Linked DNA regions of Homo sapiens: regions 2, 3, 4 and 5 are each linked to region 1. Evidence: read pairs that join two places in POLR2A ChIA-PET (ENCODE). Cell type or tissue: GM12878. All regions are shown on one strand. Links, peaks and the distances in the headings refer to the core of each region. The heading gives the core; the rest is flanking DNA. Region 1 overlaps B3GNT2 (UDP-GlcNAc:betaGal beta-1,3-N-acetylglucosaminyltransferase 2). Region 2 overlaps COMMD1 (copper metabolism domain containing 1). Region 3 has its middle 98 kb from the start of MIR5192. Region 4 has its middle 53 kb from the start of B3GNT2. Region 5 has its middle 100 kb from the start of MIR5192.

Region 1 (6,215 bases), core at 2,187-6,186:
GAAATGGGCATCCCCATCCTCGCTGAGCACGTCCAAGCTGATCCTTGATCCAGGCAGGCCACCCCTAAAACCCCATCCCGGAGGCCTCTAGACACCAGCACCCCTTAACAACAACTACTATCCTCCCCACCCATACCTCTTCTCAGCCTGGTTTCTCCTGGCTTAAAACATCCCTTATCTTGCTTCTCTCCATCCTTACCCCCATCCTTGAAGGCCCAGGTTCAAATCCTGTCTCCTCTTCCATGAGGACAGCCTTGATTCCCCCAGTCCATCGATTTCATCCTCTTCTCCTGGCACTCAGGATCCCCCAAAAGGAGTACCAAGCCCTCACCACCTGGAATCCACTCTCCTGGCTACCATGCTTCCCAGGAGAAATGGTTCCAGGTGAGCCAGGAGGCTGGAACTAAGCAGCCTGTCCCTCAGGTGGCAAATGACAGCCAAGGGCTGGCAGGCCCCGCCCACGGCACACAGCCACTAAATGCCAGCGCTCCTCCTCTCACACTGAGCATCCAGTTAAATTGGGCTCCCTCTGGGATGCTGCCTCTTCTCCACAGTCAGACATCATCCTCCTCCCAGAGGAAAACACTTCTAGTGATGTGTGACCCTGGGTGGCAACTTCAGAGCAAGGCGGCAAAGAAGCAAACCAGCTCCCTGCTCCATCTCGGATTCCTGTCCCGCCTCTTCTCCCTTTCTCAAAGGCTGGTTAAATCCTAACACCTTACTGACAAGTGTTTCAGGACTGTTGTTTTCAAGTTGTTGCTTTTTAAGTATCAAAATAAACCATATACATTTTAAAATACGTATCCTCAAAAAAAAGTAACACTTTGGCCTTTTATCCAAATGTTCTATAAAAGGGGAGGCATCATTCAGGCCTTCGACCAAGACTTGCTTCCGTATTTAAAGAAGTGCAATAGTAACATAGCTTTCTCCGGCCACCCGCCAAGAAAAGTTTTTGTCGCCACAGTAAAAAGAGAACATGTTTGCTCAATATGTGGGCACTATTGAACTGCTTAAAAACTGGGCCTCTTTTACCAAGCAATTTGAGTCACCTCAGTTTTAAACGAGTCTCTGCACGTTCCCTTCATATACCATAGGTGATCACATATGTGGAGGGACGAGGGACCACAGCAATCCCAGTGCCACGGGCTTCCAATCTCGCCGGTCTGCCTGTCACTCTCCCTGGGGGCGTCCAATCTTCTCCCCCAGCCTCCGCTATCTCTAAATTGATGGCTGCCCACTCTGTGGTCCATTGTGACCTTCTTCTCTCTCCCTCTCTAGATGGTGCCCATGGGCCCCTAGTCGTGAGTGGGGTAGAGATGAAAATAAAGAATCATCACCCTGAAGCCGCTGGTGGCTACCTGAAGCTTCATGATACCATTCTCTGTATCTGCACTTGTTTGAAAATTTCCATTATAAAGAGTTAAAAAAAGACGATCCATCAGAACTTTGAAGAATAAAAGTTTTTTAAAAAAGAGAAACATTCAGTTAAAAATAGGAGTATTCATGAGAGATATTTTAAGTTCATTTGAAGGAAATAATTCCTTATGTGGTAAAGGAAAAGAACAAAAATATAATGGCTGCATCTCAAGAATAAAGTTACATAAAAGTTCCTTATAAACAAGCTTCAAAGACAACCATAAAATAATAAAGGTAAAAATATATCTCACTAGTTCCAAATGTTGACTATTTAGAAAGGATAGCATTTGTAACACTTCGACCCTTTCATTATTAGACAAATATATTTGAATCTGAAAATATCATTCGGCTTCCCAGTGAACAATCTAGAGCCAGACCTGGAGGGTTAAAAACACACATGCACATAAAACTCACCACAATTGTGTTATTCCCTGATCAAGACTCAAAAAAGAAGTACTTTGGAGAACCAGTTGGATGTTAAGTGCTTCTCAAAGAAAATAAACAATTAGAAAAATTTCTACCAGGCACTTTGGGAGGCCAAGGCAGGTGGATCACCTAAGGTTGGGAGTTCGAGACCAGCCTGACCAGCACGGAGAAACCCTGTCTCTACTAGAAATACAAAATTAGCCAGGCATGGTGGTGCATGCCTGTAATCCCAGCTACTCAGGAGACTGAGGCAGGAGAATTGCTTGAACCCAGGAGAAAGAGGTTGCAGTGAGCCAAGGTCATGCCATTGCGCTCCGGCCTGGGCAACAAGAGGGAAATTCTGTCTCAAAAAAAATTCTGAAGCACAAATAAACTGCAGCAAGTTTATGGTCCATAGAAATATCTTCCCAGAGCATTAACACTTTCATATTCATGAGTTCAATGGATTCCAATAATAAACATGTGAAATTGGCTGTGCAGGTTTCATGCGATTCTGCAGGGAGGTGGGAAACAGGAGCTAAGTGGGTTGCCATAGCTACAAAGACATTTGATGTCAGCTCTGGGACCAAAACCTACTTCAAGTTCTCTACATCAGCCAGTCCCTGACCCCCAACTCCCAGGATCTCCACTCCCTGTGACAGCTCTTGCTGCTTCTGGGGTCTTGCACCAATAGCAATCTCCACTGTTTCCCCCATCTTCAGCCTCTCCCTCTCCAAAGGCACCAGGCACATGCTCCTTGTCATGCCCATTTGTCCTGCCTTGACCCTCCCAATCCCCCTCACCTTCTAGAATCTTCGCAGTCCTTGCACCCTCCTGACTTTCTAGGGCACCCAATACTGCTGGCCACCATGTCTACCCCACCCCAAGCTCAGGAACCCCCAGGGTTCTCTTGCATGTTGGCAGCCTTTGCTCCTTGGCCCCATCCCACAAAATGGACTTGCTCCACAGTTCTGGGCCCAAGTCTATTGCTGGGTCTTCCCTTACCCCCTATTCTTGTCCCCTAGACATCACTACAGACTCCCATATCCCGTATGCTAAAAAATGCCCCAATATACCTGTGTCATGGCCCTTCTCCTAACCTCCCTTAGTTGGTTTCCAAATTCCTTTACACCCACCAGGAGTCTTTCTCTCACCCACCTCTTCCAAACAACACACATACATATTTCAATCTTGTACTATCCCTGCCCTGGTTTGAGCCCTCAGTTTCCCCTCTACTAAGACTAACTTTAATGAAGTGGCCTAACTCAACAAATGTCAAACGCCTACTTAAACCAAGCAGTGTTGAAAACAGGCAGCAAAGAACCAAGTCAGAGTTGATTGCTGTAAGGTTGATAAACACTTAGATGAAATATGAAGCACTGCACAGGGGATAAGGAAAGGCTGCTTTATGCCGGGTGATCAGAGAAAACCTCCTCTCAGAGAAGAGGTGAGGATAGTTCCAGGCAGGGGGAGCAGTCACCACAAAGGCCAGAGGCAGGAAAGCTGGGGGCCTTGTGCCTGGAGTGAAATGAGGGGGAGAAGGGAGGTAGGAGGAGGAGGGCAGATCACCAGTCCTGGTAGGTGACATTTGAACTCTGGCTTTCCTCTGAAGAAGACAGGGATTCTGACTGGAGGATTCTGAGTAGAAAAGTAACCTCAAGTCATTTCAGTTTTTAAAGGATCCCTCCAGCTTCTTTCTGAGAGAAACTGGTAGGGGGCAAATGGGAAGCAGAGAACGCAGGGACTGCAATGACCTGCCCGGGGTCAGGCTCGCCTCATTCACGCTCAGGCCCATCTTCCTCAATGCAAGCCTGGCCATAACTTGTCAGCACCCACACCCTCTCTCTCTCTCCCCTGACCACAAGAACTTTCACTGGTTCCTCACTACCTCCATAACTATTAACTGCCACATCTCTGCATGATCCCCGAGATTGCATCATGGCCTATTACACCTTTCTAAGCACCATGCACTCCAAACCCAATGGATCACCTGCTGTTTCCCCAAAAGACCTCTATGAGCCTTTCTGTTGTGTCCTGTTTTCTCAGCCTACAATCCCTTGAGCACTTCTACCTTCCTTTCTCTGCCTCTGAAATGTTATTCACATCCTTCAAGACCAAGCCCAAAGGCCACTTCCTTAAGAAGCCTTTCTTGGCTGCCTCCAACACATAATTGGCTTACACCTCTACCAAGGCAATCTTACCAGTTCCTGGCTGTCTCCACCACACTGCCCACTGAAGGCAGCAATCACGCACAGCCAAGCACAGTGCTAGGCACACACCAAGTGCTCAATCAATGCGTGTTTGGTCGGAGAACAAACTGCTCACTTCACCAAACATCTTGAGGTCTTAATGGAGAAGTATTCCAGGGCAGGTTTTCCGTGTTGGCTACTGTAATCTGGAGACCAGGGGACCCTCTGATGGAGTCTCTGGGGACTGTCTGCTCAGCACTAACAAAGGTACAAGTAGGGACCACAGTGTGGACAGATTTGAACTTAGGCCTACGAAGACTCTTGCCTTCTCTGCTAGACATCTCTAAGCAGGCCCATATTTTGTTTTAAATTTCCATAAAGTATTGGAAGTATGTTTTTCCTAAGGTCATTCTAGAAGTGTACAAAAGAAGAAATGAGCACTTAGAAGGACCCACATCAAGTTAATGTAGTTATAGTGGTGAGAGAGGGTGGAATTAGTTTTATTTTCCTTTACTTTATCTTGAATACTTTTTCTAAATAAACATTTAATGAAAGTCATTTAGAAAGAATGCCAAGTACTACCCAAGTTACATTTGCAGAATGAGTCCAAAAATGAAAAGTACCAAACAAATAAGGAGACATGAGGCCATGGAATTATGTAATACCGCTTACACGGTAAGATTACAAGAGCTGAAAATGTTTTAAGTGGCTTGTCTGAAGCAAGCAATTAAAATAATTGGTCCTGTGCTTTCACCTCTGAAATAATTATTTCACTAAACATAAAGCAGATGTTGTGAGCATCTTGGGCACTTATTGATGACTCTTACCCAAACTAAACTCTTCCACAAGCTCCATAATTGACCATAAACCAGTTCTCATCACTGCATCCTAGCTCATGTTACACAGGTGGCCAAACAACTCTGAATGGGACATTTCAATGACTGTCTTTAGAGAGGAAATGTCAAAAACAGGCAACTAACAAATAATACATCTTAAAGCTAAAGCTATATCAACAAAGTATTAAATAAAGATTTGTCTTCTAATTTTCAATAAAAGACCTACAGAACTTTTAATGAAATAGCTCATTTAAACACAAAAGATCTAGTTGCTTTAGTTATCACCCTGTTAAAGAAATAAAAAGGGGAAGAGGAAACTGCAGTCAGGCACAGTGCTAGGTATTCTAGGTGTAGCTTTATATTACTTTCCCCAGTAAATCTAACATAGGGCTTTATCTTCCCCATTTTACAAGTGAGAAAATTTATCCTGAAATAGTTCGTGTAATTTTAACTTTAGGCATTCCCATACGTAACTGAGACTCAGATTAAATAACTTGTCCGTAGTCACACAATAAGTGGTAAAAATAGAATTCAAGCCTATTTCACAAAAGACTACATGCCACACTGTATGACTGATTCCACTTACATGAAGTTCAACAGGTAAAACCCATCTATGATGACAGAAGTCACATCTATGATGATGTAAGAAAGAATAACAGTTCCTTCAGGGTGAGGGGGTGGGAACACGGACAAGACATGGGCGCAGGAACCTTCTGCAGTACTGAAAATGTTTATTTCTTAATCTGAGAGCTTACATACATGAGCTCATGCTTAATATTAACACTTCTCACACTTTACTGCATGTTATACATGAAGTTAAAAAAATCCTCATCTTATGGACTCCAAGTTTATGCTCTTAACCACTAAACCACCACATGGCACTCGGACAGAATCTAGCCACATGCCAGAATTGATTACCTTGGATTATCATTTTTTTCAAACATTCTGGTAAGCTACGTACATCCTACTCATATCAGAATGAAGACACCTGAACCCTCTGTTTTAAAATGCCACAGAATGAAAAGTAGAAAGTATCAATTTCCTGGCTACTGGGAATTTCCCCCTCTGTAGCCACATCAGAAAATGGTTTTTGTTTTTTTTAAGTTATAGATGCACAGAAAATAATGTGTAACATTCTTAAAGTTATATATGAAAATACCTAAAGCTAAAATTGCACAAGATACATGTTATGACTCTCAAAAGACATCTGAATTTTTGTTACAAAAATTAAGACAAGGCAAAAAGACAAAGCTGGTGGGCAGAGGTTGTTAATACTCACAGGGCAACACACAGAGGGCAAAAATCTCAACTCTTAAAATTTGTAACAAATAGAAAACTCAGTACAAATAACTTTTTCCAGCAGCAAAGT
Region 2 (4,000 bases), core at 1-4,000, 100 kb after region 1:
GTGATGGGAAGCTGTGATACAATAGGAAATATGTATGGTCTTTGTTTATGGTTTCTCACACACAGCTCCTAAAATCCTTGGAATCTCATGATAAGAGTGTCTTTTGTACGCTAATGAGATGAGTGGTGGCTGGGGGCCCCTAGATAGCTTCAAGATGGGGCTGGTAGTCAGAAAGACCAAAGCATGATTTGAGTGTTAGAAATTTCAGTACTATAGGCTGACCTTCAGGGAGAGGAGAGGAGATGGAGATTAAGTTAATCACCAATGGCCAATGATTTAATCAATGGTGCCTACATGAGACAGACACCATAAAAACCCCAAACAACAGTGTTTAGAGAGCTACCAAGGTGACGAGCACACTGAGGTGCTGAAAGGGTGGTGTACCTGGAGAGGGCATGGAAGCTTTTGGAGTTCCTCCTCCATACCTTGGTAAGTAAAGAACTTTACTTCATGAGCCATTCTAGCATATTATTGAACTGGGGGGTAGGGATCATGAGACTACCCAATTTGTAGCTAGATATAAGTGTGGGTAACCTGGGGACCATATATATATATATAGAGAGAGAGAGAGACAGGGTCTTGTTCTGTCACCCAGGGTGGAGTGCAGTGGTGCAATCAGGGATCACTGCAGCCTAGACATTCTGAGCTCAAGTGATTCTCCTGTCTCAGCCTCCTGAATAGCTAGAACTACAGGTGTCTGCCACTATGCCCAGCTAATTTTTTAAATTTTTTGTAGAGATGGGGTCTTGCTATGTTGCCCAGGCTGGTCTTGACTTTTGGGCTGAAGTGATCCTCCCATCTCGGCCTTCCAAAGTGCTAGGATTACAGGTGTGAGCCACCATGCCTGGCAGGGACTCAATACTTTTGACTGGCATCCAAAATGGGGTTAAGACCTGTGGGGTCTCCACTAACTCTGGGTAGTATCAGAATTTAATTGTAGAACATCCAGTTGGTATTCAGAGAATCAGAGAATTGGTTGGCATGCAGGGGAGAAAAAACCTATACTTTTGGTGTCAGAGGTGTTGTGAATAAAAGCCCAGAAAAGCCATTGAGGACTAAGCTCTCATTTTTTTTTTTTTTAAATCTTGCCCAAATTCCTATCTAAGAGATCTGGGGAGTCATGTCCTACAAACCATAAATTCTCATCAGATGGGTTTTATTTAACCCTATATGTCATGACTTACTTTCCAATCAGACTCTGGCATAACATTATAAGACAGGCAAAAAAATCAAAATATTTAATCCCAAAACATGTTTCTCTGCCATATCTTGAAAATGTCCCTGCAAAGCCATCCTTTGTAGGGTGAAAACCTGCATCTGTAAAGAATCTCTATTAACATAGCTAGATCTTTTTCTTCCAGGTCCTCCCAATCCTGAAGAGATTAGCTAAAGTCTAGTACCTTTTAAAGATCCGAATAGGAAATATTTTTCATCTATTGTCTCTGAGGGCAGCTACTATAAGACTTCAAAAGAACCTTGGTCTCCACAATCTTTTACCTTAACCTGGACATTTCCTTTCTGTGGATCCTAGGTCCTTAGATAAACTCAACCAATTGTCACCAGAAAATGTTTAAATTTACCTATAGCCTGGAAGTACCTCCCTGCCCCTACTGTCCCCTTCCCCGCCTCCTGCCTTTGAGTTGTCCTGCCTTTCTGAACCAAACCAATGTATTTCTTAAATGTATTTGATCGAAGTCTCATACCTCCCTAAAATGTATAAAACCAAGCTGTGCCCTGATCACCTTGGGCACATGTTCTCAGGACCTCCCGAGGGCTGTGCCACGGGCCACGGTCACTCATATTTGGCTCAGAATAAATCTCTTCAAATATTTTACAGTGTTTGACTCTTCAACAATAATCTGGTGCCCAAACACGTGGGGCCACAGAGAAGACTCAGGACCCTGAAGGAGTTGCCTAAAACCCTAGCTAAGGTACTAGCAGGGGCCCAGTGAAACCTCACCAAGTTCTAGCTTCTCCTCTGGTGAAACTGGTAAGTCCTCCTGAGTCCTGGACCTCCCATTTTGGTTGATGGTCCTTGATTTATTCTGAGCTGTTTTTTTTTTCTCTCTCTCTCTTTTCTCCTAGGAAGTTGGTTAAAATCTTAATTTTGGTTTCAGAGGTGTATTCAAAACAGTCATTCTCCATTGCCTTTTCTCTCAAAATTAATCTCAATTGGCTTGTCTGTGTGCACTTTGCGTGAGGAACTGAACTATTATTTTTCATAAGCAAATGAGAGAGTGAGTTCCTCAGCTTTGAAGAGAAAGGGCATTTTGCTCCTCCCAGCTGGAAGGCGCCCCTGGGTGACCAGGGGCCTCGTGGGAGTGTCTGGGAGGTTGACTCTCCGCAACATGCAGCGGCCCTACAGGAAACTCCCCAACAAATATTAAGAAGGCTTGTCCAGGAAACGCATATAAGGGCTGGTCGCCTGGTGTTTTGAGCCCTCTCAGAGGTGACAGACCTCTGAAGAGAGAAACTGAGACACGTAAGAGGGTAGAAACGACTCAGTGTTGAAACACTGTAAAGTGCTGCCCACAAGCAGCACATATTGATCCACCACACAAAAGCCTTAGGCCACAGGTCAATTGCTCTTAAAAAAAAAAAAAAGAGAGAGATAGCAAATAAACCCTCCAAAAGAGAGGAAAGGCAAGGAGAGCGGTCCCCAGTGGGCACCACAGCTGGGTTTATGTTTAATAATTATGGTGCCTTGACTTGCGAGTATTTATGTAAATAGGAAGATCTTACTAAAGATGACCTAGGTCTAAGGTTTCCAAAATGGGGAACTTTTGATGTCCCTAAATTGGTTTTCTTGTGTGCTAGATTAGAAAACTGAGGCTCCCGAATCAAAGAAAATGAATGGGAATCGTACTTAGGTGGCATCTAGAATCATCAAAAAGAGGAAACGATAAGCTTGCCTCTCTTTAGGAAGTTAAAAAAAATTTTGAAACTGTCTCGCCACTTCTAAAATCAGGAAGGCTCCAGAAACTGTCTCCCCTTCTGCTCCTCCTGACCCTCTGCTCTCTCTGAACTTCCTTGTCCAGACAATTTCATTTTTCCTTCTCCCTCCCCTACTCCCTTGCCTCAAGCCACAGGGGGACCAGAAATAGCTGGATAAAATAATAGAGTAGTTGCTCCTTTTAGGGTAAAACCTACAGGCAGAGGGGATCCTAACATAATGTATAGCCCCTGGACCAAATCAGAGTTAAAGGCCCTGGTACCTGGATTCCCCAGTCCGACTGAAGATCCCTTTAAGTTTGCTAAGGAATTCCAATTAACACTTAAGACTTATGATCCAGGGTTCTCTGACATGTGTCAGCTGATTGAGTTACTGGTCCCCAGAACAAAGCTGAAGAATGATTTAGAGTAGCAGATTGGAAACAGCCTTTAGAAGATTTTGACAAAATAGATGCAGCTGGAAGACAGAAATGGAGAGCTCTGCAATCGCCTCTGTGAAACTGTACCACAGATATTCTCCACGGTTACAGATTGGGCAAAGGTGAAACAATGTAAAATACGCCCAAACAAAATTGTGCCTGACTTTTATATCAGGTTTGAAAAGACATTCAAACAGTTTTCAGGAATACCCTTGGGGAAAGTAAGTGACATCTTACTAAATTCTGGGTTTATGCAAGGTTTAGATAAGGAGTTAGCAACCCTAATAAAGAGGAATAATGTGGCTTGGGCTTCCTTGCCCACCAGTCACTTAGTCAACCCTAGCTGACATCAACCCTAGCTGACCTAGCTGTCACAATCATTAAGAAAGAAAAGGAGGCCAGGCACGGTGGCTCACACCTGTAATCCCAGCATTTTGGGAGGCCAATATGGTGAAACCCTGTCTCTACTAAAAATAAAAAATTAGCTGGGTGTGGTGGCGCATGCCTGTAATCCCAGCTACTCGGGAGGCTGAGGCAGGAGAATCTTGCTTGAACCCAGAAGGCAGAAGTTGCAGTGAGCCAAGATCGCGCCATTGCACTCCAGCCTAGGCAAGAGACTCTGTCTCAAA
Region 3 (6,215 bases), core at 644-4,643, 100 kb before region 1:
TCTCAGGAGAGCCGGGTGCAGGGTGATTATAACCATTCCATTCCACAGTGGAGAAAACTGAGATCCGGAGACACTAAGTCACTTGCTTAGATTTACATGACTAAGAATTAGTTTGGATCCATCTGGGCATGGTGGCTCACACCTATAATCCCAGCACTTTGGGAGGCTGAAGTGGGCGGATCACTTGAGGTCAGGAGTCCGAGACCAGCCTGGACAACATGGTGAAATGCCATCTCTACTGAAAATACAAAAACAAAAACAAAAACAACCAACCAAACAGACAAAAAACTAGCCAGGCTGGGGGCTTATGCCTGTAATCCCAGCTACTTGGGAGGCTGAGGAAGGAGAATTGCTTGAACCCGGGAGGTGGAGGTTGCGGTGAGCCGAAATCGCACCACTGCACTCCAGCCTGGGTGACAGAGGGAGACTCTGTCTCAAAAAAAAAAAAAAAAAAAAAAAAATAGAATTAGCTTGGATCCTACCTGAGTCTTTAAACACCAAGTCTAGTGAACATCCCCCTACACAGTCTGGCTGCCGAATCAAGAGCTTGGGTTTTTTCAGTGCTCTCATATCTATGAATGCATGCATTCTGTTTGCAAAATACCAGGCATGGATCATACCCCTCTTCATCTCCCACATCAGAGATGTGAAACGGCCGTGCAAGGAGGCAGGGCTGCCACGGCAGCAGTTTGAGTGGGTAGCCAACATCTGACCGAGACTCGAATCCAGAGCTTTTTCCATGACACCAGCTGGCTGCCTTGCCCCTCACCACATCTGGAAAAAATGACTCAGGTGACAGCAGGCTAATCATGTCATCCTTGTGACTGCAGGTGCCACGTCGTTTATGAAGCACTTTAAAGTGGGAACGCTTGCCCTGGCTTTCCCCCAGGCCTTTATTAAGTAAAGGTCATGCTGTTTGTTAAGATTTGAGCACACTGGTGGCTGGCTCACAGGAAAGAGCTTCATAAGCTGTGCCTGAGATAAGGTTGCTTCTGGAGGCCTCTCTGCAGAGAAGAGCGAAGCCCACCCCCACTGCCTGGCTGGTTGGATAATAAGACTCAGAAGCTCCAGTTCTCCCTGTCCCGTCTGGCCTCTGTGAATTGTCTGACTGCACTGCCACTTTTCTCACCTGCCTGAGGTTACTGTCCCAGAACCACCTGACCGCACAAGAAAGGCGGGAGCAAAGATAGGTTCAGGCCCAGAGATGGTTTCTAGTCTCCCTCTGTGATGGTGATTTTTCTGGCTGCAAGAGGTTTCCAATCCTGTCTCCACCAATGATTCCACAACTTTCCCTCATTCTCTGTGACTCTGGATTCCAGACTCAGGGCCCCGAGGTAACCTGAAGCCTCTCATCTGGTCATTGCACTAAAACCTTGGCTAGGGCAGGTGGCTTCCTTCTATGCCCAGATCAAAGGCGTGAGCAATGCCCTCAGCAGCTTCCCCAAGGCAGTAACAGGAAATAATCCTCCTCACCAGCCCCTCCCACCCACACTGTCCCAGCAGGTGGTGTTTGCAGAGGTAGCACCAGGTAAGGCAGGTGGCAGGGGAGAGGAACTGGATTGAAACCTCAGTTGGCCTCAAGCCACCCACTGCTCCCACCTTTCTTGTGTGGCTAGGATGTTCTGTAGCACAGACCACAGGTACGTGAGAAAAGTGGCAGTCCAGTCAGACACAGAACCTGCAAAGCCACATAGGAAGGGGAGAACTGGAGCTTCTGAGTCTTATTATCCAATCAGGGAGTTGGGGTGGGATTGGTTCCTCTGCAAAGAGGCCTCCAGAAGCCAGCCTTATCTCAGGCATAGCCTTGGGAACCATTTCCTGTGAGTCAGCCGCCAGCGTGCTCACATTTTAACCATGTTGGGCAGCATTCGCAGGCCGCCTGTTGTGAGGCAAGAAGCCTCCGCTGTTCTGGAGGAAGCCCACGTGGGGTGATTCTGAGCAAAGTCATTATGGGTCCTGTTAGGAAACATTAATTGTGTTTATGGGTAGAACCGCCCCCAAACAAATTAGACACATGTTCTAAGGTGTCCATTTTTTAAAATCTTGGTTGAGGTTGCCCTTTGGCTCCTGGGTGACATGAGTGCTTTGTTGTCCAACATTTGTTCCTGGGAGATGGGGTTACCAGAGGTTGGAAGACCTGACCCTCTCCTCACCTCAGGCTGGAGGAAAGGCTGTAACGATGCGCTGGGAGGGAACAATGCTGCCTAGACGGGCCTGAGGCTCTGACAACAAAACACTCAGACTGGACACTAAGATGGTGGTTTATTTTCTCAGAGGGGAAAGGGTCAGACCACACCTTCAGGTGTGGAGGGAGGAGGGAGATTGCCCCTAACAGAAAGGGGTGTCCTCATGGTCTGTCATCCCAAGGCAGGCAAGGAAGAGTGTTGTGGGCTGGAAAGGGAGGGATTTCTTCCTCTCTCTGTGGAGAAAGGGGGCCTGTATATTGCTGTTGGTGGGAGCTAAAGTGGCCCCTGCCAAATGGAGGCCTTTGGGTACAAGACACTTCTCCTCTGGAGGCAGATGGAAATTTCTAAGGCTGCTTTCTTTATGCCCCAACTCAGTGGAACCTGTGGTCAGATGAGCTGTGGGGGGTTGGGGAGGGCAATGTCTCCTTCCCAAGGCCTGGCAGAGTCACTAAGTCGCCAGTCCCATAAGCTACAGAGGCAGAATCATGGCAGCAAGAAGAAAAGGGTAGAGTGAGAGTGAGAGATACTTTCTGGAGCTGTGCAAAGCTGTCCCTGGGAAACTTTCAGAAATACTCGGGAGGGGAACTCTATGGTTAGGTAGAGTTAGATGTAGGAAGGAAGTATAATTTCACTTTAGAGTTGGTAAAGTTTCAACATAGGTTAATTGCATATGAAACACTCATTTCAAAGATGAAATAACCAGGGGTTTGGAGGCCTGAGAAAGAGAAACCATGAGACGGGGGTCTTCTGTCTGAGAAGCAGGTGCAACCCTCTGGCGGTAGCAAAGACCCAGGAGTTCCTGGGGTCTTGCGTGGAGCCTCGACAGCACATGTGCCTGGATTTTGGGTAAGGGTGGCACAAGCGAGGCCAGAAGCACCCCTCCTTCTCCCTGGCACATCATAAGGTGATCAAAGAATAATTTTTTTGAAAAAAGTCAAAAGCTGGCAGGGTGCAGTCGCTCATCTCTGTAATCCCAGCACTTTGGGAGGCTGAGGCGGGCAGATCACCTGAGGTCAGGAGTTTGAGGCCAGCCTGGACAATAGGCTCTACTAAAAATACAAAAATTAGCCGGGCGTGGTGACGGGTGCCTGTAGTCCCAGCTACTTGGGAGGCTGAGGCAGGAGAATTGCTTGAACCTGGGAGGCAGAGGTTGCAGTGAGCCAAGATTGTGCCATTGCATTCCAGCCCGGGTGACAAGAGTGAAACTCCATCTCAAAACAAAACAAAAACAAAAAAGTCAAAAGCTAACCAGAGGCAACCACACATGGAAAATAGTACAACCTTATGACATAAGACTGAAAAGGTGTCAAGAGGGAAGAAATAGAGGGTCTCAGAATGGAATGTTAGCTGTCTCTCTCCCACACACATAGCTGAAGCCAAATGAGGGAAGGTAAGAGAACAGGATCCCAAGAAGGGTCACCAGCACCTCTCAGTTCGGCACAAAGAGGGCCAAGATGCTAAAGGCAGCCTGGGGAGTCCAGGAGAAGCTCCAGAGAGGAGGAGCCCCTGGGCACCATCACAGAAGCCAGCAGCGGCTGGAGGAGTGGCTGGCTGGACTTGCTGCTGTTCAGAACTCTGTGCTGTCCAAGGGAATGAGCTGAAGTCCCAGGAGGGGACATGTGCCTGCCAAGTGGAGCAGACCCAGGTGTGGGATGCTAGCCCACGTCAGGAGGGAGCCAGGCCCAGCTCTGTCCTTCACCTGTCCATGTGACCCTCAGAGCTCAGGAAGCAGGAAGGAAGTACCACCCAGTCCCCAAACTCTAGTATTGAGGAAATGACAGGTAGCTAGAAAAGGTGTCAAAAAGAATTCGTCCTCACACTCTCAGAGCGTTAGATAGTCTGATCAGACTTACCTGTGCAAAATTAAAAGAGACAGCATGAAGGCTAAGCCAACATACTAGATTTTAAAAAAGAAGAACACCAAGAAGGAGAAGGCAGAGTAGGAGAAAGAAGAGAAGGAAAATAAGCAAGAAACAGGCTGAGTGCGGCAGCTCATGCCTGTAATCCCAGCACTTTGGGAGGGTAAGGCAGGAGGATCACTTGAGCCCAGTAGTTCGAGACCAGGCTGGGCAACATAGTGAGACCCTGTCTCTATGAAAAATAGAAAAAATGACCAGGGTGTAGTGGCGCACGCCTGTAGTCCCAGCTACTCTGGAGGATAAGGCAGGAGGATCAATTGAGCACAGGAGGTGGAGGCTGCAATGAGCCATAATTGCACCCCTGAACTCCAGCCTGGGTGACAGAGTGAGACTCTGTCTCAAAAACGAACAAAAAAAGCAAGAAACACAACATGAAAAAGATAAACATATCCAGATATCTAGATTGGGAGAAATCTCTCTCCCAAGTACAGAAGAAAACTCCTGAGAATGCTTCACATTGTAGAACAAATAAGAATATATAATACTTAATTAATCATTTTAATTTAATAGTTAATTATATTAATTTAACAATTAATAATTTGTATTAACTTGGTATATAATTAATTTTAAAATATTTAATATGCTTTTGAAATTTAGTAAAACGAGAACCCAAAGATGACTTGATAAGTCTACCAAGTGAAATGCAAAGGAAATTCAGAGCTAAGGAAAAAAATTCAGGATGAAAACAAGAGCTTTATAGAGCTATTAGATAAATTAGAAACATCAAGGAAGCTTGAAATTTTCCCAGCTCAGGAAAATCTTGAGATAATTCTAGTGAACATGGAAGAAAATGACAAAGCAATTAAAGTAGTTAAGAAGATGTTGGATGTATGGAGGACAAACACAAATCAACGTAAGGATAATTACTATTGAATTTCAGGTCAACATGTTGAGCACAGGGTGAACTCCCCCTACTGCTGTCATCTCCTATTGCAAATGCATAGAAAAACTTAATAAAATATAAAAATATATTTTAGATTGATATGTCCAAGCTCCATGCAAGAAAGGGAAATCTCCAGGGACAGAGTAGGAACAAAGTCATACAGGCATCCCTCAGGCATAGTGCCAGTTTAGTTCCAGACCACCACGCAGTAAATATCATGATAAAGCAAGTCACAAAAATTTTTTGGTTTCCCAGTGCATATAAAAGTATGTTTACCCTATACTGTGGTTTATTAAGTGTGCAATAGCATATGTCTAAACAATGTACATACCTTAATTAAAAGATAATATTGCTAAAAAATGCTAATGAAGTGAGCACGTGCTGTTGGAAAAATAGCACTGATAGACTTGCTCCACGCAGGGTTGCCACAAACCTTCAATTTGTAAAAAATGCAATATCTGCAAAGTGCAATAAAGCAAAGTATAATAAAATAAAACATGCCTGTAAATGGGAGCTAAAGCCGGAAGACCCACAGGGGACTCAGACTGGATGAGCTGTGGTTGCAATTTCAATGCGTCATGAGCCCCACATGCAGCAGGAAGCCATGAGTCCAGGAGGCAGGACCATGCCACCCCTTCAGGAAGAGGGCTGCCCAAGGTTGTGGCTGAACACAAGCCATCTGCCCAGCTATCAGTGGAAACAGTCAACAGTCCTGGTCCACTAGCCATAGACTTGGTTTGAAGTCAGTGCTCTATTCCATAGGACAACACTGAAACCTCCTCACCGGAATCCTTCTTCTAAAACCCAGACCACACAGTGGAGAAGTCCCAAGAAAGATGGCTCCCATGAAAGACAAGCTCATAGGCAAGAATTACACACCCTATAAGGAAGATCAACAACACTAAAGGCAGTTTTCAGACCCCCCCAAAGAAGAAAATTTATACTTAAGGAACTAGAGATAATAGACAATCTTGAAGGGGGTTTTAAAATGTATACATAAAACTTCAGGGAACTAAATGAAAGAATAGCCATCACAAATAAGAACAGATGGTTATGAAATAAAAATAGGCAAATACGTGAAAAAGTATACATATTAGAAACGAATAATGCAGTTATTGAGGTAGCTGGATGTCTTATTTATGTTTTATAGGTGTGTGAGTTTTTTATACACAAACATTCACATGTACATATACAGAAAAAGATTGGAGGGAAATACATCAAGTGGTA
Region 4 (6,215 bases), core at 1,195-5,194, 59 kb after region 1:
TTTGAAATCGGCCATGGTGGAAGAATTCACACCATGGAAATTGGCAAATGCTACAAATCAGCCCCACTTCCTCTTTTTGGAAGACTGGTTGTTAAACATTTATTAGTACTCTAAAGTCTATTTGACAGTGTCTACAATAAAAAAAAGAAAGAAAGAAAGAAAAAGCACATAACCCATGATACAGTATTCCTGTTTTCTAAGATATATTTGTACATGTAAACAGGGATGCATGTTCAAGGATGTTCACAGCAGCATTATTTGCAATGGAAAATTGAAGACAACCTAAAAACCCACTCATTGATAGTGTAAACCAAAAAGCATCTGAGACAGGTCTCAATTGATTAAGACGTTTACTTTGCCAAGGTTAAGGACCGTGGCCCATGCTGCAGCCTCAGGAGGTCCTGAGAACATGTGCCCAAGATGGTGGGATTGCGGCTTGGTTTTAGGGAGACAGAAGTTATGGGCAAAGACATAAATCAATACATGGAAGGTATACATTGGTTTTGGCCTGGAATAGGGGGACATCTCAAAGTGGGAGTTGGGGGCTGTTTCTAGGTCACAGGTGGATTGAGAGATTTCCTGACTGGCAGTTGGTTCAAAGAGTTAAGCTCTGAGTGAAGAGTTGAAGTCAGCTTGAGTTATGGTAAGGGGGGAATGTTTTGGAAGCCAAGGTTTTTGTCATGTAGGTGAAACCTCCAAAGAACAAGCTTCAGAGATAATAGATGTGACAGTCTCTTATCTGACCTAAAAGGTGTCAAACTCTGTGGAAAAACCTAGTAGAGGAAGGAGATTCTCTAAAAAAATGCAAATTTCCCCCACAAGGGACAGCTTTGCAGGGCCATTCAAAGTATGTCGAAGAAATATATTTTGGGGTAAAATATTCTGATCTCCTTCCGGGCCTGCTGTCTGTCATGAGATGTTACATCAGAGTCAGGTTGGAATTTGATCTTATTGCTACAAAGAGTCTGTTTTGTCGGTCTTAAAATCTCTGTTTTAATGTTAATGCTGGTCAGTTGGGTCTAAACTCCAAAAAGAGAAGGGTATATAATGAGACCTTCCCCCTCTCTTCCTGTCATGGCCTGAACTTCTAACCACCCCTCTTCCTGTCATGGCCTGAACTTTTTCAGGTTTTTTTTGGGATCCCCTTGGCTGAGGGGGTACATTCAGTTGGTTGGGGAGATTAGAATTTTGTTTTTGGTTTATAATAGGAAACTCAAAAACAAAAACCTCCAGCCTATTCTAAATGGAACACTATGCAGCAGTTAAAATTAATAAACTAAATTTATATAAACTGTTGGGAGAAAAAACTTCTCTACCAATTTAGGTCCAATTGGTCGGTGGCCTGTGAATCAACTGACAATACACAGATTAACAGGAGAAAAACGTACTACATATGCGAAGGTACCCTAAAGAGAGTAGCTCCCAGAATAGCTGGGGGGGAAAAAATCACACAGCCATAAAAGAGAATAAAATCGTATCCTTTGCAGCGACATGGATGCAGCTGGAGGCCATTATCCTAAGCAAATTAATGCAAGAACAGAAAACCAAATACCACATGTTACAAGTGGGAGCTAAACTGTGGATTCTTATAGACATAAAGACGGCAATAATAGCTACTAGGGACTACTGGGGTTGAAAGACTAACTACTGGGTACTATGTTCACTACCCGGGTGACAGAATCATTCATATGCCAAATGTCAGCATCACACAATATACCTAAAGTATCAAACATGCACATGGACCCCTAAATCTATGAACACAATTAATGGCTAAACTTCTAGGTGCAAAACTAGGGATGGCATTTGGGCTGTAAAGAATGGCACAGGCTGTGGTTACCCCAGTAACCACTTTCTTCCAGGACTCACTCAAGGCAATAGGGACTTGCTTGGTCTTGCCCCTTCTGTTATGGTTCCAGGGGTGGTTGCCCAAAGGTGATGCAAGTTGATTCTCCCAGGGATGGGTCCCCAGTGAGAGCTCTCAAGCTATTCAGGGACCTTCAGAGCCAAATTCCCCTAGCATTTTGTTCAACTCTTCCCCATGTGTACAGGGACAAGGAAGGGTTTTGCATTATCCTTTCCCATTTGTTGAAATTACATCTATAAGAACTGATGAAGAGAAGGGTCAGTTTTTTCCACCTGTCTCAGGGAACTGGGTGGGCCTGATAACTCTCCCACTACATGCTCCTGGCCCCAGATTATCTGGTTACTTATTTTTAAACTTCCTGATATTAGGGGAAAAGATTTTTCCCTAAATTCCCTATAAGTGATATTTGAAGCGGTGGTACGCCACCCAGCAAATGGCTGTATCCAGTTTTAATGGTTCATAAAGTAACTTATGAAGTGACTTGTTTTCTTTCAATTCAAAGGAAGTCTGGGGAAAGGCACCATTCATTCATTCAAGATGGGGTCTCAATATGTTGCCCAGGATGGTCTTGAACTCCTGGGCTCAAGGATCCTCCTGCCTCAGCCTCCTGAGTAGCTAGGATTACAAATGTGGCAGTTTGAAAGGCACTTTCTTGGTCTATGTGGTCCGCCTGTACCCAGATGATTTGGAGCCTCACCTTTAGTCCCACCCTGGCCAGCCAAACCAGGGTCAGCCTGGGGCTCCAGGAAAAAATGAAATGTTACATGGCCTTACTTGCCTTTTTCTGCTATTCATAGGCTGATATTGGTTGATAGTAAATATAAACCCACTGGGCAAGTTCATTTTTGCACAGAGTGACAACCGTCACTGAACTCTGTTTTAAGGGAGGGATTTTGGTGGGTTTTTTTTTTTGAGACAAGGTCACCCAGGCTGGAGTGCAGTGGCATGATCTCGGCTCACTGCAGCCTTGACCTCCTGGGCTCGATTGATCTTCCCACCTCAGCTCCCCAAGTAGCTGGGACTACAGGCGTGCACCATCACGCCTCGCTAATTTTTTGTAGAGACAGGATTTTGCCATGTTGTCCAGACTGGTCTTGAACTCCTGAGCTCAAACAATTCACCCACTTCAGCCTCCCAAAGTGCTGGAATTACAGGCATGGGAGGGATTTTTTTTTTCTTTAAATTGAGATGAGGTCTCACCATCATGCCCAGGATGGTCTTGAACTCCTGGGCTCAAGTAATCCTCCCATCTCAGCCTCCTGAGTAGCTGGAACTACAGCTGTGTGCACCACACCCAGCTAATTGTTCAACATTTTTGTAGAGACAGGGTCTTGCTATGTTGCCCAGGCTGGTTTCTAACTCCGGGGCTCAAGTGGTCCTCCTGCTTCAGCCTCCCAAAGTGCTGGGTTACAAGTGTGAGCCACTGTGCTGGGCCAGAATTTATTTATTTATTATTTTTAAAGAACCTTCATTTCCTCTGGCAATCTGCTTGGGGACATGCACATGAATCTCATGGGAGAACAAGAAAACGTTTCCTTTTTGTGTTCTCCACTTTCCCTTCCCTTTCCAGAATCTAGGCCCTGGTGATTCCCTTCAGGAGGCAGGAAAGCGATTCCTTGAAGAACAACAGCCGTCACCTTCCTTCCCAGTTGAGCCAGAAAGGCCCCACAGCTCTGCCACAGATGCTACAGAAAATGTTTCTGGCCTCAACTCCCCAGGGAGGGAGTAAGCCTTGGGGTTAGTTCAGTTGCACAGTTCCACGTCTGTTAGCAGCCACTGGTTCTCTTACTCCAGCTATGTTTAGCTTTGTTTGACTATCTTCCATGGGAACACAACTGCATTAGTGTTCCTTTTCTCAGTTCTCCATTTCAAAAATTTTTATTTATTTATTTAATTTCTGAGAGGGGGTCTTGCTCTGTCACCTAGGATGGAGTGCAGTGGCACAAACACAGCCTCACTGCAGACTCGACCTCCAAGTTCAGCCTCCTGAGTAGTTGGGATCACAGGCATGCACCACCATGCCTGGCTAATTTTTTTATTAGTAGTAGAGACAGGGTCTCCCTATGTTGCCCAGGCTGGCCTTGAACTCCTGAGTTCAAGCAATCCGCCCGCCTCAGCCTCCCAAAGTGCTTGGATTATAGGCGTGAGCCACCGTGCCCCGGTATCGGTTCTCCATTTATAACAACTTGTCACCAAGAACCCGAGACCCAAGCTTGGGTCAATGGTTGTCCAGCTAGGATGAGAATAATGTGCTGGCTATCTGGGTACTGTGGACAGCCTGGAAGCCCCATGTGGCAGCCAACTTACTCATTTTGCACACTGCACCCAGAGAAGGGTGGCACTGAGTGGAAAGTGAGGCCAAGGTCATCACAAACAGCATCAGGCTCTACAAAGAGTGACAGCAACCTGAAGCACAGAGACAGGTCTAACATGGATGCAGGATGTAAGTGACGTTGGACCTAGTCTTAGGTCACATCTGCATACAAAAATCCTCACTACAGGAACTGTCATTATTTAAACACATGAGCAAGGACACAGATTTTTGAAATAAGCACTTATTCTTTTGAAGGGTCTAAAAGGTAGAATGTAGAGATGGAAGACAGTAGACCTGAAATTCCTTCCTGACCACGGCCTTGTACAAATCTTCTGCCCTGTCTGTCCAGATGTTTCCTCATTTTTGACCAGATGCTAAAGCCTCCAAATCAGTCATTCTGAGATCCATGCCAATTCTTAGCCATGATTCTAAAAATAGCCAGAATAGAAATAATATACAATCCTCATATTTATGCTTACTTCTTTAATACAAAAACAGTGTAATAACAGCATGAAGGAAATAATTTAATGATTTTAATTTTTCAGCCTAAAATTATTTTAAACTAATGGTTTCACCTTGTTCCACTTGAGTAATCAAATTCATATTTTCCCCCTTGCCATCTCTCCCCCACCTGCATCCTGTGAATCAACAGAAGTTAAAACCCTAACACCAGTGGGAAACAGAAACTAGCCAAGAGCATGTAAAACAGAAACAAGACAGGCGTGGTGGTGCTGAGGTGGGAAGATCACTTGAGCCCAGGAGTTCAGGCTGCAGTGAATAATGGTTGCACCATTGCACTCTAGCTTGGGGGACAGCGTGAGACCCTGTCTCTATATTAAATTTTAAAATATAATAAAAGAGAAAGAAAATGCCTAATTACAGTTCTTGGTGAATAAATGATGTAAATGCCCATATTTTACTACCTGCTCACGTATAGCGTTAGTATTGTAATCAGATAGTTTATGTACCAAACTTGTAAGTTATGCCAGTTGGGACCATTTATCTAACAGGAAGCAGGCCCAGGCAGGTTCCTTTGCAACAAAGGATGGTTCAATGTTGCATACAGTTGAGTTGCCATGAGAGACAATTATGGCCATCCCCAAATAAGGAAAACTTGATTGCACTTAGATAAAAATTGCGATTTTTCAAATTTTGAGGTCAAAACCTGTATACTCTACAACTAGAGGTAAGCTTAAGCTAATTATGTTCTATTTGAGTCTTCCCTTCTGCTGACTAAATCACCATTTAAAATATTTGTAAACCTTGGTTGTAAAGTTGGACACCTAAGAATTCAAAATAGCAATTGTCCCACAAAGCCCCATCCCTTCCAGTATTGTGTTCTTTTAGGAAAGTATTCAATTATCTCTCAGCTGATCCTAAGATTCCTTCTATATCTTGTCCCTTTCATTTGTTTAGATATTTACTATACACTTTGAGGCTGGGTGCAGCGGCTCATGCCTGTCATCCCAGCACTTTGGGAGGCCGAGGTGGGTGGATCACCGAAGGTCAGGAGTTTGAGACCAGCCTGGCCAACATGGTGAAACCACGTCTCTACTAAAAATATAAAAATTAGCTGGGTGCGGTGGCGCATGCCTGTAATCCCAGCTACTCGGGAGGCTGACACAGGAGAATCGCTTGAACCTGGGAGGCAGAGGTTGCAGTGAGCAGAGATTGCACCACTGCACTCCACCCTGGGCGACAGAGTGAGACTCCTTCTCAAAAATAAATAAATAAATAAAAGGCTGGGCATGGTGGCTCACACCTGTAATCCCAGCACTTTGGGAGGCCGAGGCGGATGGATCATGAGGTCAGGAGTTCAAGACTAGCCTGGCCAAGATGGTGAAACTCCGTCTCTACTAAAAGTAAAAAAAAAATTAGCTGGGTGCGGTGGCAGGTGCCTGTGATCCCAGGTACTCAGGAGGCTGAGGCAGGAGAATCGCTTGAACTCAAAGGGCGGAGGTTGCAGTGAGCCAAGATCGCGCCACTGCACTCCAGCCTGGGTGACAGAGTGAGACTCCATTTCAATAAATAAATTAA
Region 5 (6,215 bases), core at 1,780-5,779, 110 kb before region 1:
AGGAGAAGCACAGCCAGGTTATCCCATGACAGGGAGCTGTCCACTACTGGCTGGTGGGCGATAGGGCACATCTGAAAAGGTGATTCTCTTTGACTAACTGCTCTTCATGGCATACAGCCTAGCAACTTGACCATTGATATTTCCTTTTTTCCTAGCATGGCTTTCTTTTATTTTATTAATTTATTTCAAAATTATATGTATCTGAACACCTGTGAACACATCTGTCAACCCAAGATCTAATTTTTTTTTTTTTGAGACAGGGTTTCACTGGTACCAAGGGGAGTGGCACAATCACGGCTCACTGCAACCTTGACCTCTTCAGGTTCAGGTGATCCTCCCACCTCAAGTAGCTATAGCTGGGACTATAGGTGCACCTGTAACAGGTGCACCAAGCTCAACTAATTTTTTAAATTTTTATTATTTTTGTAGAGACGAGGTCTCCCTGTGTTGCCCAGGCTGGTCTCAAACTCCTGGGCTCAAGTGATCTACCAGCCTTGGCCTCCCAAATGCTGGGATTACAGGCATGAGCCACTGCACCTGGCCTAAAATATCAACAATAACTTACATTTACCTGTGTGCTTCCCTTTACCCCTTTACTTCCATTTTGTCCTAATAATTTTCTTCCTTTAAAAAATAGTTAAATTAGTGTTATCCTTAATTAATGTTTAATTAATGTTAAATTATATTTGATTAACGTAATGCTTAATAAATGTTTAGTTTTAGTTGTTTTTAAACTTGTTAGAGGGCCAGCCACAGAGGCTCACACCTATAATCCCAGCACTTTTGGGGGCCAAGGTGGGAGGATCGCTTGAGCCCAGGAGTTAGAGACTAGCCTGGGCAACATGGCAAGAACCCATCTTTACAAAAAAATACAAAAATTAGCTGGGCATGGTGGCATGTGCCTGCTGTCCCAGCTGCTCAGAAGGCTGAGGCGGGAGGATCACTTGAGCCTGGGAAGTGGAGGTTGCAGTGAGCCGAGGTTGTACCACTTCACTCCAGCCTGGGTGACAGAGTTAGACCCTGTCTCAAAAAATAAATAAATGAAGAACACTTGATAGAAAGGTATTATGTTATAGGTAGTCTATATATAATTATATTGTAAGAACAGTGTAGCATGTAGTTATAGTTCATTGCTTTAATTGTGTAATATTCTACAGTGTGAATATTTCAATTTGCTTATTCATTTACCTGTCAGTGGACATTTGGGATGTTTCTGGTTTGATTTTGTTTGTTTTTGCTGATATCTACAGAGCTCCTAAGGGTATTCTAATAGATATATCTTGATGCACACATTGGGTCATAGAGAATGTGAATATTCAATTTTATAATATAGTTAATATAGTCAATAATAGTCAATAATAATAATAAAATGTATCAATCTGTTCTCTTTTTGGTTGGTACTTTTTTGTACCTAATTTAAGAATTCTTCCCCTCTTTTTAAATATTTTTTAGCGACAGGTCTTGTTCTCTTACTCAGGCTTCAGTGCAGTGGCTCAATCGTAGCTCACTGCAGCCTGGAACTCCTGGGCTCAAGCAATCCTCCTACCTCAGTCTCCTGAGTAGCTGGGACTACAGGCACATGCCACCACACCCAGACAATTTAAAACATTTTTTTATAGAGACAGGGTCTGCTTTGTTGCCCAGACTAGTCTCAAAATCCTGGCCTCAAGTGATCCCTCTACCTTGGCCTCCAAGAATGTTAGAATTACAGGTGTGAGCCACCGTGCCTGGCCTCTTCCCTTCTTTAGTCCAAGAAAGACAGTCCTCTATCTTTTCTACCAAGATAAACAATGAAGACATGCTTTGACATTGCCCAGTTTCATTTTTCTCCATATGGATGTTTTCCTAGCTTCAGTTATTGAATAGTTCCTCTTTTATCTCCTAATATGATATAGCGATTGATATTTTAACCATAACTTCACATTGATTCTTCATAGAAGAAAAAATTTCACTCATAATCTTAATAAAACATTATGTTGACATATACCTTTAAAACATATCAATTAATTACTTTTTTTTTTTTTTTTGAGACGGAGTCTCGCTCTGTCTCCCAGTCTGGAGTGCAGTGGTGCGGTCTCCGCTCACTGCAAGCTCCGCCTCTCGGGTTCACGCCATTGTGCTGCCTCAGCCTCCCAAGTAGCTGGGACTACAGACGCCCGCCACCACGCCCGGCTAATTTTTTTTTTTTTTTTAAGTAGAGACGGGGTTTCACCGTATTAGCCAGGATGGTCTCGATCTCCTGACCTCGTGATCCACCCGCCTCGGCCTCCCAAAGTTCTGGGATTACAGGCGTGAGCCACCGCGCCCGGCCTTTTTTTTTTTTTTTTTTAAACTGAAAAGTGATCACTTCTGTAGAATATATTTCCTACTGGCTATGCCCTCCTTGGCTTCACCCATGGCATTGGGCAAGTACCTGGTTGGCCCATTGCACTTCAGTGCAGAGCCTGGAGCCAGAAGGGAGGCCCTGCCATTGGTCAGCAGGGCAGCTCGCCTCACAGCTTCATTTGGACAAGAGTCGCAGACAAGCTCAAGGGTCTAGGGGAACCAGGTTTGGAGATGTTAGACTGGGAATGGGCTAGCTCAGAATCAATCTGAATGATATGACATTGTTACAGGCTGGGTTGAATTATGTTCCCCCAAAGGATATATGCTGGCCCCCAAACCTGTGAATGTGGCCTTATTTGGGAATAGTCTTTGCAGATGCAATCAAGTTAGGATAAAGTCATACTCAACTAGAGTGGTCCCTAATCCAATGACTGGTGTCCCTATAAGAAGAGGAAAGTTTGGACACAAATACACAGGGAAAAGACCTCATAAAGATGGAGGTAGAAATGAATATGATGGGTCTACAAGGCAAGAAACGCCAAGGAATGCCAGGAACGATAAGAAGCTAGAAGAGGCAAGGAAGTGTTAAAGCAAACTATATATGTCCTGAGAAGGACTCTGTACTTCTATATTTGAGTCCTTGTGGATGAACTGTAACCTAGCTTAATAGTCAGACAAAATTGAAAACCTAATTTAGGAGTATGCGCCTGTAACAATAACTAAGTCTTGGCCAATCCCAGAGGCTATACTTCAACCATTCATACTCTGCTGAGTGTTCAAACTACGTTCAAATAAGGCAAACACTGAGCTGTAACCAATCCGGTCATTCTGTACCTCACTTCCAATTTCTGTACATCATTTCCCTTTGTCTATAAATCTTCTTCCACCATGTAGCTGCGCCGGAGTCTCTGTGAATACGCTTGATTTGGGGGCTGTCCGATTCACAAATTGTTCATTTAATTAAACTCAATTAAACTCTTAAATGTAATTCAGCTGAAGTTTTTCTTTTTTCAGAAGGCCCCTCTCCTAGAGACTCTAGAGAGAGCATGGCCCTGCCACCACCTTGATTTCTGACTTCTAACCTCCAGAATTGTAAGAGAATAGATTTCTGTCATTTTAAGCCACAGTTTGTGGTACTAACACAGACACCTTCTCCTCTGCCAAAAATAATAATTCATGTGATGGGATAAAAATGACTGGCGAGTTCCCAACCTTTCCCACCCCCATGGCCCCTAATGAGGGTCCTGGTTACACTCTCCTCAGTTCCTCCTGGAGCCCACCCTCCAAGGAAGGAGCCCCGCCCTGCCAGCCATTTGTGAGATAAAAATCAGAGGAAACGGAAACTGAGAGCCAGACCGGGAGCCCCTGCAGCAAGTGAGAGCCATGTGTGGGAGAAGACGGAGGGGGACGTGCAAGAAGAACTGTGCCTCTCACATGGCCACCGTGAGAATCGAGTGCAGTCTAACGAAGGACTACGTTCACTTATCGGTGTGAGAAACACACGTGAAAGACTTGAGTTATTTTGAAATCACGTTTTGTTTCATGGTCTTTTGACCGCATCGCAGCTCCAGCACAGAGCTGAGCCACGTGGACCGAGGCTCTGTGAGCTTTCCTCTCCTCCCCATCACTGAATGCTTTCTGCCCTCCAGGCCCCTGCTAAGTGCTTGGCAGACTCCTCTCCTGTCCTCACAGCAACTCTAGAAGGACAGTGCTGTTTTAGATGACAAAACTGAAGCCTCACAGCAAACCTCAGTGAAATAGCCAAGGTCTAAAAGCTCAGATTACCTCATGCCTAGCTCAGAACTATTAGAATAATAATTGAAGCAGCAAGGAGCCTTGAGGCGACACCTAGAAGCTGGCAACCAACCCTACTACTGGTCTATGCTCTTGGGACAGCCTTGCCTCCTGGGATAATGGCAGCTCTGTTACCCTCCAGGAGATAGAGAATGGTGTGTTTCTGGCATTGAGGCCTAGCCAGGCCAGGGTGGGCAGAGGTGGCTGCTATACAATGGGCTCTGGAGCCAGACCGACAGGGTTCCCCCCAGCTCTGCCACTCTCTAGCTATATGGGCATGTTATCTGACCTCCCTGGGCCTCTGTTTCCTCATCTGCAAAATGGGGATAATAATAGTTGCCACCTCAGAGGGCAGTTGTGAGGATTAAGTGAATTAATACAGTATGTGACATGCTTAGAACAGCACTGGACACAGTAAGCCCTTAATAAAAGCTAGCTCTTGTGATTATTGAAAAACATGATGCTCTACTCAGATCTGACAAGACCTTAGCTACAAAAAATATAAATCATCAAGCAGACTGTCTGATATGTGTATTTTTATTAAGTGTAAGAATGAACCTCGGCTGGGTGCAGTGGCTCACGCCTGTAATCCCAGCACTTTGGGGAGGCCAAGTTGGGCAGATCACTTGAGATCAGGAGTTCGAGACCAGCCTGGCCAACATGGTGAAACCCCATCTCCACTAAAAATACAAAAAATTAGCCAGGCATTGTGGTGCATGCCTGTAATCTCAGCTGCTCGGGAGGCCAAGGCAGGAGAATTGCTTGAACCCGGGAGGTTCATTCGTGACCCCTCTATCTCAATTCCTGCTTCTGTGGAATGGGGATTGCTCTCTGCCTCACAGAGATTTTGTGAGCAGGAAAGGCACAGAGTAGGACTCACAGCAGCTAATAAATAAGTTTGTCTCCTTGGTTTATAATGGCCAAGCTCATGCACCCTCAGAATAAGTACAGAAGGTGAGGAGACTGTGCAAGTAAACATGGTAGGTACAGGTGACCCGGGTCCAAGCCCCTTGTTGGGCCAGGTGTTCCCTTTTCCTTCCTCTCTCTCAGGCCTGCTTAGGGATTAGAGGGTGGGAGAGCCAGTCAAGAGCAGGTTGCCATCCTCCAGCAGCACGGAGGTCTGTGATGGTCTGGGATGTGACAGGGACCTGTGGCTGATTTCTAACCAGCCTTCTAACCAGTTGAAGAGCTGGACCAGCTTTCTGTGCTGCAGAAAGCTGCAGCGGGGTTGACAGACAGACTTGCACTCACACCCTGGGCACATCACCTTCTGCAGACCTTATGGGCCTCACCTATAAAGCAGGGATAATAGAGCCTACCCCACAGACCTCTTCTGAGGATTCCAGATGGTACTTGGGAAAGCACCTTGCAGGGCACCTGGCATCTAGCACGCTTCTGTAAAAGCCACTCGGATGCGACATTCCTAGCCCACGTGGTTGCTCTTTGGTTTTCCTTTTCTGTAAAATGGTGATGATAAAACTACCACCTCCCAGGTTTAACATGAGCATGAGATAAGGCAGGGCACAGAGGAAACGTCGATAAAGGACAGCTACGAGGGATGTTACATGCTTTTACACTTATTATTCCTGTGAACCAAGAGTTTGGATAGCGCTCCGATCCTTGATAAAGGGCCTTTCCAACTAATCTCAGGGACCACTCCTACAAGAATCACATAAGCATGGCAACTGCTCCCTGCCTTCTACAACTTCCTGGCTGGCACAGATCAGGGACTCGCCCACAGGTCTCCTTGCTAGGCAGGCTCCTCGGCCCCTCCCTGGTGCCCTGTCAGCTCTAGGCTTTCTTGCCCCCTCATCAGGCAGTGCCTACCCACCCCTCATAGAAACCCACATGTACAGAGGGACTCAGGTTCAAGGCCTTCTCTTTTTTGGTTGCCCCGTAGATAAGCACTCATGGCATTTTAGTTTTGTAAGTTTCACAGCAGATAATTACAGGAAAACAGATAGGGGATGGTCAAAAGAGCAAATCCCAGGAAGGTGCGAAGTCCTCCCAGGCTGGTCCTGACTTTCTGGGAATAGGAAGTGTTACTCCTGAAGACTGTGGCGATTCATAGGACTTTTATATTGAACATGGGACCA

The links. Peaks named below come from ENCODE experiments on the same cell type or tissue, not always from the same donor. Only the 100,000 strongest peaks of a DNase experiment are listed, where the experiment ranks them.
Region 2: POLR2A ChIA-PET joins it to region 1 with 10 read pairs; 4 of 35 experiments call an interaction of 5 or more read pairs at or near these places.
Region 3: POLR2A ChIA-PET joins it to region 1 with 11 read pairs; 10 of 35 experiments call an interaction of 5 or more read pairs at or near these places.
Region 4: POLR2A ChIA-PET joins it to region 1 with 20 read pairs; 5 of 35 experiments call an interaction of 5 or more read pairs at or near these places.
Region 5: POLR2A ChIA-PET joins it to region 1 with 49 read pairs; 10 of 35 experiments call an interaction of 5 or more read pairs at or near these places.

What each region holds. Positions count from the first base shown.
Region 1 is chr2:62,200,018-62,206,232 of GRCh38, reverse strand. The region is part of intron 1 of B3GNT2 (UDP-GlcNAc:betaGal beta-1,3-N-acetylglucosaminyltransferase 2); the gene reads right to left. It overlaps MIR5192 (microRNA 5192), which reads right to left and starts at 407; the gene lies at 316-407. RefSeq lists enhancers at 3,117-3,617, 3,618-4,118. In GM12878, for the core only: no CTCF peak of the experiment used is centred there; DNase peaks (open chromatin) are centred at 3,742, 5,489 and 5,717; H3K4me3 peaks cover 3,803 bases; H3K27ac peaks cover 3,288 bases.
Region 2 is chr2:62,098,178-62,102,177 of GRCh38, reverse strand. All of the region lies in intron 2 of COMMD1 (copper metabolism domain containing 1), which reads right to left. Among named protein-coding and RNA genes, the nearest start is that of B3GNT2, 96 kb to the left of the region's middle. RefSeq lists an enhancer at 2,428-2,717. In GM12878, for the core only: no CTCF peak of the experiment used is centred there; a DNase peak (open chromatin) is centred at 2,247; H3K4me3 peaks cover 1,400 bases; H3K27ac peaks cover 2,382 bases.
Region 3 is chr2:62,300,512-62,306,726 of GRCh38, reverse strand. No RefSeq gene overlaps it. Among named protein-coding and RNA genes, the nearest start is that of MIR5192, 98 kb to the right of the region's middle. RefSeq lists enhancers at 645-714, 755-824, 390-915, 916-1,443, 3,455-3,524 and 1 more. In GM12878, for the core only: no CTCF peak of the experiment used is centred there; DNase peaks (open chromatin) are centred at 817, 1,602 and 2,716; H3K4me3 peaks cover 467 bases; H3K27ac peaks cover 3,714 bases.
Region 4 is chr2:62,139,618-62,145,832 of GRCh38, reverse strand. No RefSeq gene overlaps it. Among named protein-coding and RNA genes, the nearest start is that of B3GNT2, 53 kb to the left of the region's middle. RefSeq lists an enhancer at 3,678-3,767. In GM12878, for the core only: no CTCF peak of the experiment used is centred there; DNase peaks (open chromatin) are centred at 3,592, 4,445 and 4,842; H3K4me3 peaks cover 302 bases; H3K27ac peaks cover 4,000 bases.
Region 5 is chr2:62,307,466-62,313,680 of GRCh38, reverse strand. No RefSeq gene overlaps it. Among named protein-coding and RNA genes, the nearest start is that of MIR5192, 100 kb to the right of the region's middle. RefSeq lists an enhancer at 3,414-3,783. In GM12878, for the core only: no CTCF peak of the experiment used is centred there; a DNase peak (open chromatin) is centred at 3,810; H3K27ac peaks cover 3,575 bases.